Regions from separate parts of the Homo sapiens genome. Here region 1 is linked to region 2. A link is a contact called in ENCODE Hi-C or POLR2A ChIA-PET data. All regions are on one chromosome and are shown on one strand. Each heading gives the region's core, a stretch centred on a gene start or an enhancer-like site at or near the end of the contact. The rest is flanking DNA. Distances are from core to core; before and after follow the strand shown. Region 1 holds the start of HPCAL1 (hippocalcin like 1). Region 2 holds the start of YWHAQ (tyrosine 3-monooxygenase/tryptophan 5-monooxygenase activation protein theta).

Region 1 (5,588 bases), core at 1,034-3,533, 670 kb before region 2:
CCAAAAGCCCTTTTTTCTTGTAGGACATAAAATCATTTGATGAAACAGAAAACAGGGTGCATTCTAAGTGTGCCCCTGTCACTAAGTCAGGATGAAAAATGAGAAAATGAGTTCATCGCATCCCCCTGGCCTGCCATGGCTAGGATTGCAGGGCTTCAGTCTCGGCCGAGGGAAACCAAAGGAACCGGACCAGGTTTCTATCCCTGGCTCCTAAAAGCCCGCAAAGCAGCCCGCCTCTCTGGGAACACCATCACGTAGCCCCTGACAGTTGGGAAGCGCATCCATACCAAAAGGCCGCCCATGCTGTCCCCTCCGCAGCCCAACCCCATGCCGGCGCTCCATTTTGAGAGCCTCCTGCACTGGTGAGATCTTGGCTCCCTTGGTTAAAGGCGATTTTTTTCCCCCAGAGAAAGACACCAAGGCGATGAAGGGAAAGAATATCCTTCGCTCTGGCCGAGAGCCACCCGACCCCTAGAGCTGGCCTTGCTGCGTCCGAGCCAGCGCCGAGGCGCCAGAACTCTCCAGAGAGTGAGTCGTGGTAAGAGCTGGGTGCTCGTTCACTGCGGTTCAATTTTACGACTAGTAGGTTTCAAAAGTAAATGTTTTAAATTAAGGTGTGGGACTAGGAGGAGGTGTCCCATGTGGCACCCCCGGCATGAGGCTGGCTGCAAGGGAGCAGGGATGGCAGGGGCTGGGGCTGGGGGTTGTCTAATGCCGAGGCCAGCAGCTGGACTCGGCGTCCCTGGCAAACATCCTCCTCTGGTGGAATTGGGGTCAGCCAGGAGGAAAGGGGTGGCCTTTGGCGGCCGGGACACCCCGGGAGCCCGAGATCTGCATGTGCGGGAAGCGCCAATTTTACGCCGTGACTCTCGGACTCCACGAGCTGAGCTGCATCCTCCCGGACTAGGAACTTGTTGAACCAAAGGGTTCTCAACTCCGCAGTCGCTGCCTCCCGGCCAGGAGAGGGACCCCCACGCTTGCGCGGGAGCCTGGGGGCTGGGGCAGGGCCGGCGCCCAGCGCGGCGCTCTCGGGCACTCGCGGAGGCGGCGCCGCCCGGGAGGTGCTGCAGGAGGCAGCGCAGCTGGCAGCTAAACTTTCTCGAATCTCAGTGCTTCGCGGTTAAGTTAGGGCCAGGGAGAGGCACAAAACACGCCCGGGGAAAATGTAAGGCCCCACCCACGATAAAGGGGAAAAAAAAAGGATTTTAAACAGGAGACGCTAATCCAATTAACACAGTACCTACTGTGTGCGGGGCTTTGGACCAAGAGCTGTCTTCAGTGCGTTCTCATTTCACCTGTCACCACAGCCCCCAAGGGAGGAGCTGTCCTCATTTTAAAGAGAAGCAAACCGCGACCGGGGAAGGTGGCGCGTCTGGCCCAGGTCGCAGTGCGGGTCGCGGGGAGGCCAGGGCTCTCCTCGTCGCCCCATGGCCCTGGGAGGAACGAGCGGATCGCCTCCGCGTGGGCCCCCACCCTTGGCAGAAGCTCACAGGCGACCCACGTGGGCCGCACGGACCTGTTCCCTGAGGGCTGCCCAGCCTGCCCGCGAGGCCCGCCCTTGCCCGTCGGGTCCCAGCTGTCCTCGAGGCTCCTAAGCTACGCACTGCGCCGACCAGCAGGGACAGGGGGCTCTGGGCGTGGGGCTGGACCACCCACACCCACCCCGCCACCCCGCTCTGCGCACAGCTGCTCACACACGACACCCGCCAGGCACCGCTCCCCACCAGCAACTGCGCCCCGACACACAATTCCACAAACGCAGTCCAAAATGTGCACACCTAAGGCACACATGGATGCCCACGAGTACACGCCATTCGAAAGACACACCACCGTCCGCAGTCACCCACAACTCCACCGCGCAGAGAAACGCGGGCACTCCCGGACACACACACGCGCGCACAACACACACGCAAAGAGCCGGATCGCAGCGCTCGCCGGTGCACACGCCGGGTGCACACGCCCGGGGCACACTTCAGCAGCCAGCAGACCGCAGCCCGCCCCTTCCCTACCTGCTCCGGCGCAGGACGCGGTCCGCCGGCTTCCCGAGCCCAAGTTCGGCGCCGGCGGCGGCTGCAGCGGGCCCGGGCCGCTGCCCGGGACAAGCGCGCCGAGGCCGGGAGGAGTGACTAGCAGCGCGGGCCTCCGTGCGCCCGCAGCTGCTGCGCCGGCCCTGCGCTCATCGCCGCCCAGAAAGACAAAAGGAAGCCGGCAGCCAGGGAGGGAGCAAGGTGGAGGCGCCCGTCAGTCCGCCCGTCCGCTGCCCGCCGCCGCCGCGGCCCGCCTGCCAGCTCCGGGAAGGAAGGGACGCGAAGGCGGGACCTGGAGGCGGGACCCGGAGGCGGGGGCCGGGGCGGGGCGCGCGGCCAGAGGCGGGCGCTCAAGTTTCCTACGGCCCCGCCCCCTCCGGGCCCCGCCCCCTCCACGCCCCCTGCCGGACCCTCAGCGCCCGGCTCGGCCCTCGCAGCCCCTGCACCTCGCTGCTCCTCGGCCCTCGCGGCCCAAACCTGGCCCTGCCGGGTCCCAGCCCCCAGTGGCTTTCGGGACAGGGGCGGAGCCGGGCACCGGTTCTGTTCCCCTAACCCTTGGCCTCTGGCCTGCTGGTATAGAAGAGGCCGAGAGGCGGCGCCCGGGAGGGGCCAGCCCTGCGCCCGCGCCCCCCGCCCCCACGCCGCAGGAAGTGGCCCGGGCGGCCTAGGAAGGGGAAGAGCCGAGTTGCCCCAGCCCCGCACCCCCAGCCCCAGCCCCGCGTGCAGCTCGCACCCCTTCCCACGCCTGTTCGGGGGAGAGCCCCGGGCCTGGAGTGGGAAGCCTGGCTCCAGCTCTGGTTACCTGCAGTGACTCCCCAGGCCGTTTAGGCGAGTCCATTGGGCCGCCTCTGCCTCGGTTTCCCCACCTAACCACGGAAGGTGCTCCTCCCTTCCAGGCATCTGTGGTCTTCGAGCTCCACGCGGGAGAGGCGCCGGTCTGGCACCTCCTGCCCAGGGTCGGCGCCTCCTGGCTCTCGGGGAGGGGGGCATCCTCCATCCCCTGCACCTGCCTCGAGAGGAACCAGGGACAGAGCACCCCCACCCCCACCAGGAGCTCCGGAAAAACGGCTTCAGAAGAGCAAATATACACACACACCCACCTCCCGCCCCAAACATCCCCGAAGAAAGGTAACCACAGAAACAGCCAGAAATGTGGAGCTGGGCGATCGTATGAGGCTGAGACAAAACTGTCTTTCTAGCGTCTCTAGGGGAGAGCTTGAATCCCTCCTTCCACTCCTCCTCCACGGAAAACAGAGTGAACTCCTGCTACAGAGGCCGCCAGAGCAACATGCAAGACCAGCTTTGAGGGGAGCGGGCACAGGGCCTTGCAGGGAAGGTGGGCCGAGCCCAGACCCCTCATTCTTACTTGGCTCTGAAGGCGGAAAGGCAAAGCTAGACCTCGAGGAAGTTCCCCTCCCTGTGGGCCCTACAGTGAAGATTACATGAAGGCATGTGGGCGGTGGACCAGAGTGCACCGACTGATGAAGGCGGCCCGGTACCCGCGGGTGCCATGCCTCCTTCTTAGCCAAGGCCACTCTAGCTCCCCGTGAAGTATCCAGGTAGAAGGCTGGTGGGGTTACAGGTGAGAAGCCGTCGGTGGGGTCCAGGAGCCAGGCCTGGGGAAGCACACGTCACTTCCACCCACATCCATGGGCCAGAAGTAGTCGCACAGTCCCACCAGGATGCAAGGGGCTCTGGCAGCTGTGGTCTTCATGAGTGTTTCGGAAGTAAACAAAGCCGGTTTGATGAACACGTAGAAACATCCCTGCCACAGAAACTGAGCAGATTTCTCCCAAGCACACACAGGGCAAAGGGGCAAAGTCTGTCCACAGACTCACAGGAAGGGAGGTGCATGGCAGACACAGGCAGGAGGTGGGGTTGGGGTGGAAAAGTTCAGGGAGGGCTCAAAAGCAGACCAAGGCCTGTTTCTGAAACCCAGCCCACTCACTGGTTCCTCCACACTTGGCCCATGCTGTTCCTCTCCCATGTGACTTTTCCATCTTCCCCCTCCAACCTGTCACCCATCCATCCTTCAAAACTTAGGTCAGTTAGCTCTCACCTAGCCCTCAGCAGCTTAGCCCGCAGATGCTTCCTCTGTTTCTGAACTTCTAGAGAAACACACTTAACCGCAGACCTCTTATTCCAGGAGTGTATCTCTCTCAGATGAGATACAAGTTGGTCCCTTCCCTTGCGTCCCTCCTGTTCCTTCAAGAGGAGGACTGTCTACCCACCCCGAAGCTTCATGGAGAGAGAGCACACCGTCGTTATTCAATATGTAGTTTTGAATTTAACTAGAGCAAAGAAGAAAGCAAATTCAGGTAAGATGTTGTATAATTTCCTGGGGCTAATGTAACAAGCACCTCCAACTGGGCAACTTAAACAACAGAAATGTGTTGTTTTGTAGCTCTGGAGGCTGGAAGTCCAAGATCAAAGTGTTGGCAGGGCTGGCCCCTTTGGAGAGATGTGGGGGGCAGTTTGTTTCATGTCTGTCTCTTAGCTTCTGGTAACCTCATGCATTCCTTGGCTTATGGATGGCCATGTGCGCTCCCTGTGAATTCACATCTTCTCTATATACCTGTCTCTTTTCCCTTTTCATAAGGACACAGTCATTATTGGATTAGGGCACACCCTAATGACCTCATCTTAACTTGATCATCTGTGCAGACCCAATTTCCAAATAAGGTCACATTCACAGGTACCAAGGGTTAGAAGTTCAGCATCTTTTGAGGGAAACAATTCAACCCATAACAGGTGTCATGCTAGATAAACAATTTGTTTTTCATATGATGACTGTAAACAAGACAGAAGTAATTCTGATTGTTCTTAATATCTGACTTAGTTTTATGACAATTTTTTTCTAACTTTTATTATAATATACACATAACATAAAATTTATCATCTTAATCCTTTTAAAGTGAACAGCTCAGTGGTATTAAATACATTAATGATGTGCAACCAGCACCACCATCCATCTCCAGAACTCTTTTCATCTTGTAAAACTGAAACTCTATACCCATTAAATAATGACTACCTCTCTAATACCTTACATAAGTGGAATCATACAGTATTTCCTTTTTGCAACTGGATTATTTCACTTAGCATAATGTCCTCAAGATTCATCTATGATGTAGTGTATGTCCAAATTTCCTTCCTTTTTAAGGCTGAGTAATATTTCCATGTGTGTGTATACCACATTGTGTTTACCCACTCGTTTGTCAAGAAATCATTGGGTTGCATCCACATTTTAGCAATTATGAATAATGCTGCGACGAACATGGGTGCACAAATATCTTTTCAAGATCTTATTTTCAGTTGTTTTGGGTATATACCCAGAAGTGGAATTGCTGGATTATGTGGTCATTCTATTTTTAATTTTTTGAAGAAGCATCATAATAATACTTTCCACAGTGTACCATTCTACATTCTGCCAAACAGTGCACAGGGTTCCAATTTCTTCACATCCTCACCGCCAGCACTTTGTTGTTGTTGTTGTTGTTGTTGTTGTTGTTGTTGTTGTTGTTGTTTTTGAGACGGAGTCTTGCTCTGTCACCCAGGCTGGAG
Region 2 (4,766 bases), core at 429-2,928:
TACAGAAGGCATTTTATCTGACCTTCCACATGCAAATTCTTTCCATTGGGATTTCTCGGTGTCCAGCTCCACCCCAGCCCACAGGGCCATAAACACTCATGTGTCTGTAGCGGGGCCCCAGGGATTCCAGAAATAACAGCAGGGCCCTCCATTAGAAGGCTGGAACATAGTAAGGCATTTCTGCATTAAGACACAGGCCCTTTCCAATCCAGGCCGCTCCTGTCTGTCAAAGCACAAAGCAACCTTCACAAGTCAGGACAGGGAGGGGCAGTCAAGAGGGAGTCTGAATTTCTGGAAAGTCGGCACCTTCTCCTCCCATCTGTCTGCACTCTCAAATCTCCCATTCTAGAGATTCTCCGGATTTGCTCCAGTCTCCACTCAGAATGGGAAATTCTTTATGATCCATTCTCCTTAGACCTGCTGGAATCGGGATCATAGCAGCGTGAACCCAGAGGGCAATTCTCATCTTAAGATGGCACAGGGACCACGCGCCAGACGGGCAGGGCAGCCACCCTACCTGGATGGAGTTAGGGAACTGGGGAAGTGCAAGGAGAGACAGGAGTGGTTTAAGAGGAAAGGGAGCTGCCAGGGATGACCCTGAATGGGAGGGGCCTGGGGGAATCTTTCTCGCTTCAGCAGGGTGTTCCCCAGGAGGAGAAAATCAGAAATCAACATCCAGGGAGAGGATTTCAGCTTTTCAAGTGACCTCTCACAAATAATACCAGAAACAAAAGCGTGTGCACATGTGACAACGATGTGAAAAATGATGTATTTAGGTGCATAACCTGGAAAGCCTAAAAGATACATAAAAATTGCTTTTTTTTTGCGGGGAGAGATGTTATGGGCAGGGTTTTTTTTTGCGGGGGTGGGAAGGGGTAGTAATAGGTGTTTTCCTGCAAATTGTGCTTAATGTCATTTCTCATTTTAAAGAAAACCACAATACTTGGCATTGTCACAGAAACTCCCCTGGATCTTCTGGGACCTACCTTTTCACAAGGGAATTTTTTGTTTTAGGATGCCCATCTGAAAACTTGAATTTATCATGTAAATGCCATACTGAAGACACCGTCTCCAGAATCAATTCTTCTTTAATGGGGATGCGGTTTGCTTAATTCGGAGCCCTAATGGCAACGTCATTAAGGTCTGGGTTTAGTGTCTTGGGATCCAAACCTTTGTCACGGATAGAAAGGTGGAGGAAAGAAAGGCCCCCGTGCTCTAAAACAGCTGAATATGTCACCCTCCGAAGTCCAGCCTCGGCCAGAGCCCGTGAGATGCAATGCACCATCCGCAGCGGGAGACGCAGCCGCCGCCTAGGAGGTCGTGCGCGCCTCTGGGTCTCGTGCCGCACCCAGAAGTGCCGGGGTGGCGGGGAGGCTGAGGGGAGTTGGTAACGGCATCGCCATGGCAACAGTGACGTCCTTTTACCCTGGATCTAATTGGAGGAAACCCCGTGGCCGAAGCCGCAGCCTGCCGGCCAACCGAACTTCCCCGTACCGACCCACCCTCCTAGCCTCCGCGTTCCCTCCCGCTCCGCCCCCCTCGCCCCCTTCCGCGCGCTCGGTCCTCATTGGCCAGCGGCGCGCTGGGGGCGGGACTCTCGGGAGAAGCTCGGCGCATCATTGGGCGGTGGACCGCCCCTCGGCCCCGGGGTAGGCTGACACGGGAGGGTCCTCAGCTAAAGCCAAAAGCAGATCAAAGTGGTGGGACTCGCGTCGCGGCCGCGGAGACGTGAAGGTGAGCGCCTGGGTCGGCCCGCGGGCTTCCTCCGGCCGCGCTCGGATTGAGGGCCGGGCGGAGGTGCCGCCCTTGAGAGCAGCCGGTTGTCGATGCCGCTCCCCTCAGGGACGGCTCCGGGCGGGAAGGTGCGGGGCCAACGGTCGCTTCCATCTTGGGCCGGCCGGGCGGGGGTGGCGGGAGCGGCCGCGGCTCGGGCTCCCTGCGCGCGGGGCCTCCGCGCCGCCCCCGCCTCCTCCAGCCGCGGGCCGCGGCCTCCCCGGGTGCCCAGCGGGGGAGGGGGCGGGGGAGAGGGAAATTCAAGCGGCCGCGTGTGCGGGAGACAAAAGCGGGCGGCGGGCCGCATTGTCTGACGGCGCTCCCTCTCTGCTTTTTGTTCTCGCCTCGCCGCCCCGCCCCTCCGCAGCTCTCGAGGCTCCTCCCGCTGCGGGTCGGCGCTCGCCCTCGCTCTCCTCGCCCTCCGCCCCGGCCCCGGCCCCGCGCCCGCCATGGAGAAGACTGAGCTGATCCAGAAGGCCAAGCTGGCCGAGCAGGCCGAGCGCTACGACGACATGGCCACCTGCATGAAGGCAGTGACCGAGCAGGGCGCCGAGCTGTCCAACGAGGAGCGCAACCTGCTCTCCGTGGCCTACAAGAACGTGGTCGGGGGCCGCAGGTCCGCCTGGAGGGTCATCTCTAGCATCGAGCAGAAGACCGACACCTCCGACAAGAAGTTGCAGCTGATTAAGGACTATCGGGAGAAAGTGGAGTCCGAGCTGAGATCCATCTGCACCACGGTGCTGGTGAGTCCTCGGCGCGGGGAGCAGGGGAGGCCTTTTGTGAGATGCTTTTCATTGAGAGTTTCGCGGGCACGGAAACAAACGTGAGCCGGGGCTTGCCGGACTGTCTGCTGGGGTGGAGGGTTTTAGGTGAGCCCTGACTTCCCTACTGTGTCCCTCCGGTTGTTGAGACTCAAGAAGCCGCTTTTCCAAGGATAAGTCCTTTTTTTTCGCCCCAGATGCTGGGTAGCTACCAAACGATGGAACTTGGAAACATCCAAGTAGGTCTCTGCGAGACTGAAAGGCGTTTTTAAGTTTCTTGTGCGGGGAGACTGCGTCCTGAGATCTGTGAGCCCTTTAAATGTATTCAGTCGGTTCACAAGCTTCAGGCAGTTGAAAGAAGGCGCAGGCACCTTTTTGTTACAGACAATGTAGTAGGGATTTTTTCCCAAACCCAGTAATGGAAATTTACTTAGAAAATCTGAACAGATACTTTATTTTTCAAGTAAGAGTATCTGTTGTGCTCCCCCCCACCCCCCATAAACAGGAGAGGAGGGGAGTTCGGGAAATGTGAAAAGGACACAGCTGTATCTGAAGAACACAATGTCCTGGTAAATTTCAACATTTAATAACATTTCCTTGCTGTTGCACACCTGTGCTTAAACACTAGTGTTGAAGTGAATTCGTTTCCAGTGTGGAGCAGACAAGGAAAGCTTTCCAGGTTTTGAACTGTCCAGTCTTAGCAAGGACGATTGTTGGGTGGAGTAGGTGGCTGCTGTGATTCACCCTTATTAGTGAGAGAGAACATTTTTAGCTTTGTCATTCCATGGATCTTTTGATCCGTAGGATAAGTTTTTAAAACTGAAATACCAGCATTATATCCAGGAGTGTTTTTAAATGTTTCAGTGCTGCCAAGAGTCATTTCTATGAATAAAATGGGAAATAATCTCATATGGTTTGCCTTTTAAGTGTCACTTTTACAAGAGGCCTACTTATTTTTGATGTGTTTGTGCACATCATATTTTAGGTGGGCTTTGATAGACAAGCATACTAGACTGGGGATTTTTCAAAAGGGAATGGAAGAAATAATTTCTCCCTGGCCTCCTCCCCCACCCCCACCCCCCAAGCCGCCTTTCTTCATCTCATCAGAATGGTGGGGCAGGGAATATGTTCCCCACCCCTTGTTTAAAAAAAAAAAATCCACGAAACTTTTTTAACCTATCTATTTTTCTAATACGATGACAGGCGATCCGGACAAAATCATGGCTGATGGAAATAACTGGTAAAGAGGCAAAGAAAGTAATGCAGACAGTGTGTACTAAAGTGGAGAAAACTTAAGATTATTTACTTTATGAAGTCAAAACTTCGTTGTATTCTTCCGTGTGCTCTTAGCTTCCAGTCCCTGCTTGGCATTGAAGAAGCACTTGTAAAAGCTTTTTGGACTGAATTGCTCGTATTAAAAAATTTTGCCAACTTGAAAGTAGTGGTAGACTTCAACTTGAGTAACATATGGTAATGGCTGTTAACAGCATTATCTGTTACCAAGGGAAGACTCATAAGAATTCCATATGTTAAGGTTTTCTATGTATGTATTTTGGATACTCTTACAGCATATTTCATTTCTGTTCAGTTTATTGCTTTTCAATTAGTTACCTTGAAGCAATTCAGAATCACCGCGTGATTTTTCTTGTTCTCGAGCAAGGTGACTCTGAGCCAAAGGAATATTCGTTTTATTTTGTGGCTCTTATAAATTCTGCTTTTTATGATGGCGTAAGTCGGGGAAGAGTTTTGCTTAGTTGATACGTAGCTTGAGAGAGAGACCAGGTGTTATTAGAATAGAACTTTCATACAGACCATTTCAATGGGGACAACCCCTGAATTTAGGACAGTCTCTTTTATATACTGAGAAGACATAGAATAGTTTAGTTTGATGAATCCGAGACACCAAGGCATAAATGAAATATTCATAAAATGGCTTAAGAGGCTAACTGGGGCTTGGTGGCCAACCTATAAAAAATATCTTGGGAAAGCACTTCTTCAAGTTGGCAACTGTATTGAGAGCTTTCTGTGTGCCAGGCACTGTGCTCTGAGCAATATGGGGAGGAACAAAACAGAACCGTGGATTTTGCCCTCTGATGATTTATAATTTAGAGAGCATGTGAGAGATACACAAACATAAATACCACAATATTCCCATCAGATGGTTAATGAACACAATGCTATGTAGTCTGAAGGAAATAGAAACCTTTGAAAAGGCTTCACAAAGATACCGTT

Evidence for each region. A loop is a pair of places that touch in the nucleus more often than their neighbours do. ChIA-PET counts read pairs that join two places held with the same protein, here RNA polymerase II (POLR2A). Pooled maps may share reads with other maps.
Region 1: a map of naive thymus-derived CD4-positive, alpha-beta T cell shows a loop between it and region 2 (7-fold over the local background). The contact joins the promoter of HPCAL1 here to the promoter of YWHAQ in region 2. A Hi-C loop is called at or near these places in 1 of 168 maps with a recorded cell type or tissue (naive thymus-derived CD4-positive, alpha-beta T cell) and 9 of 50 pooled maps. POLR2A ChIA-PET finds 5 or more read pairs at or near these places in 1 of 52 experiments (T-cell).

What each region holds. Positions count from the first base shown.
Region 1 is chr2:10,299,599-10,305,186 of GRCh38, reverse strand. It overlaps HPCAL1 (hippocalcin like 1), which reads right to left and starts at 2,283. Exons shown (of 5, transcript NM_002149.4): 1 at 2,010-2,283. It overlaps LOC101929691 (a long non-coding RNA gene), which reads left to right and starts at 2,470. Exons shown (of 4, transcript XR_922791.3): 1 at 2,470-3,609; 2 at 4,174-4,345. RefSeq lists silencers at 1,389-1,568, 1,887-2,084, 1,969-2,748 and an enhancer at 1,649-1,708.
Region 2 is chr2:9,627,909-9,632,674 of GRCh38, reverse strand. YWHAQ (tyrosine 3-monooxygenase/tryptophan 5-monooxygenase activation protein theta) reads left to right here and starts at 1,678. Exons shown (of 6, transcript NM_006826.4): 1 at 1,678-1,734; 2 at 2,141-2,516. The coding sequence starts at 2,223. RefSeq lists silencers at 1,357-1,526, 1,577-1,676, 1,877-2,226 and enhancers at 2,347-2,446, 2,190-3,092.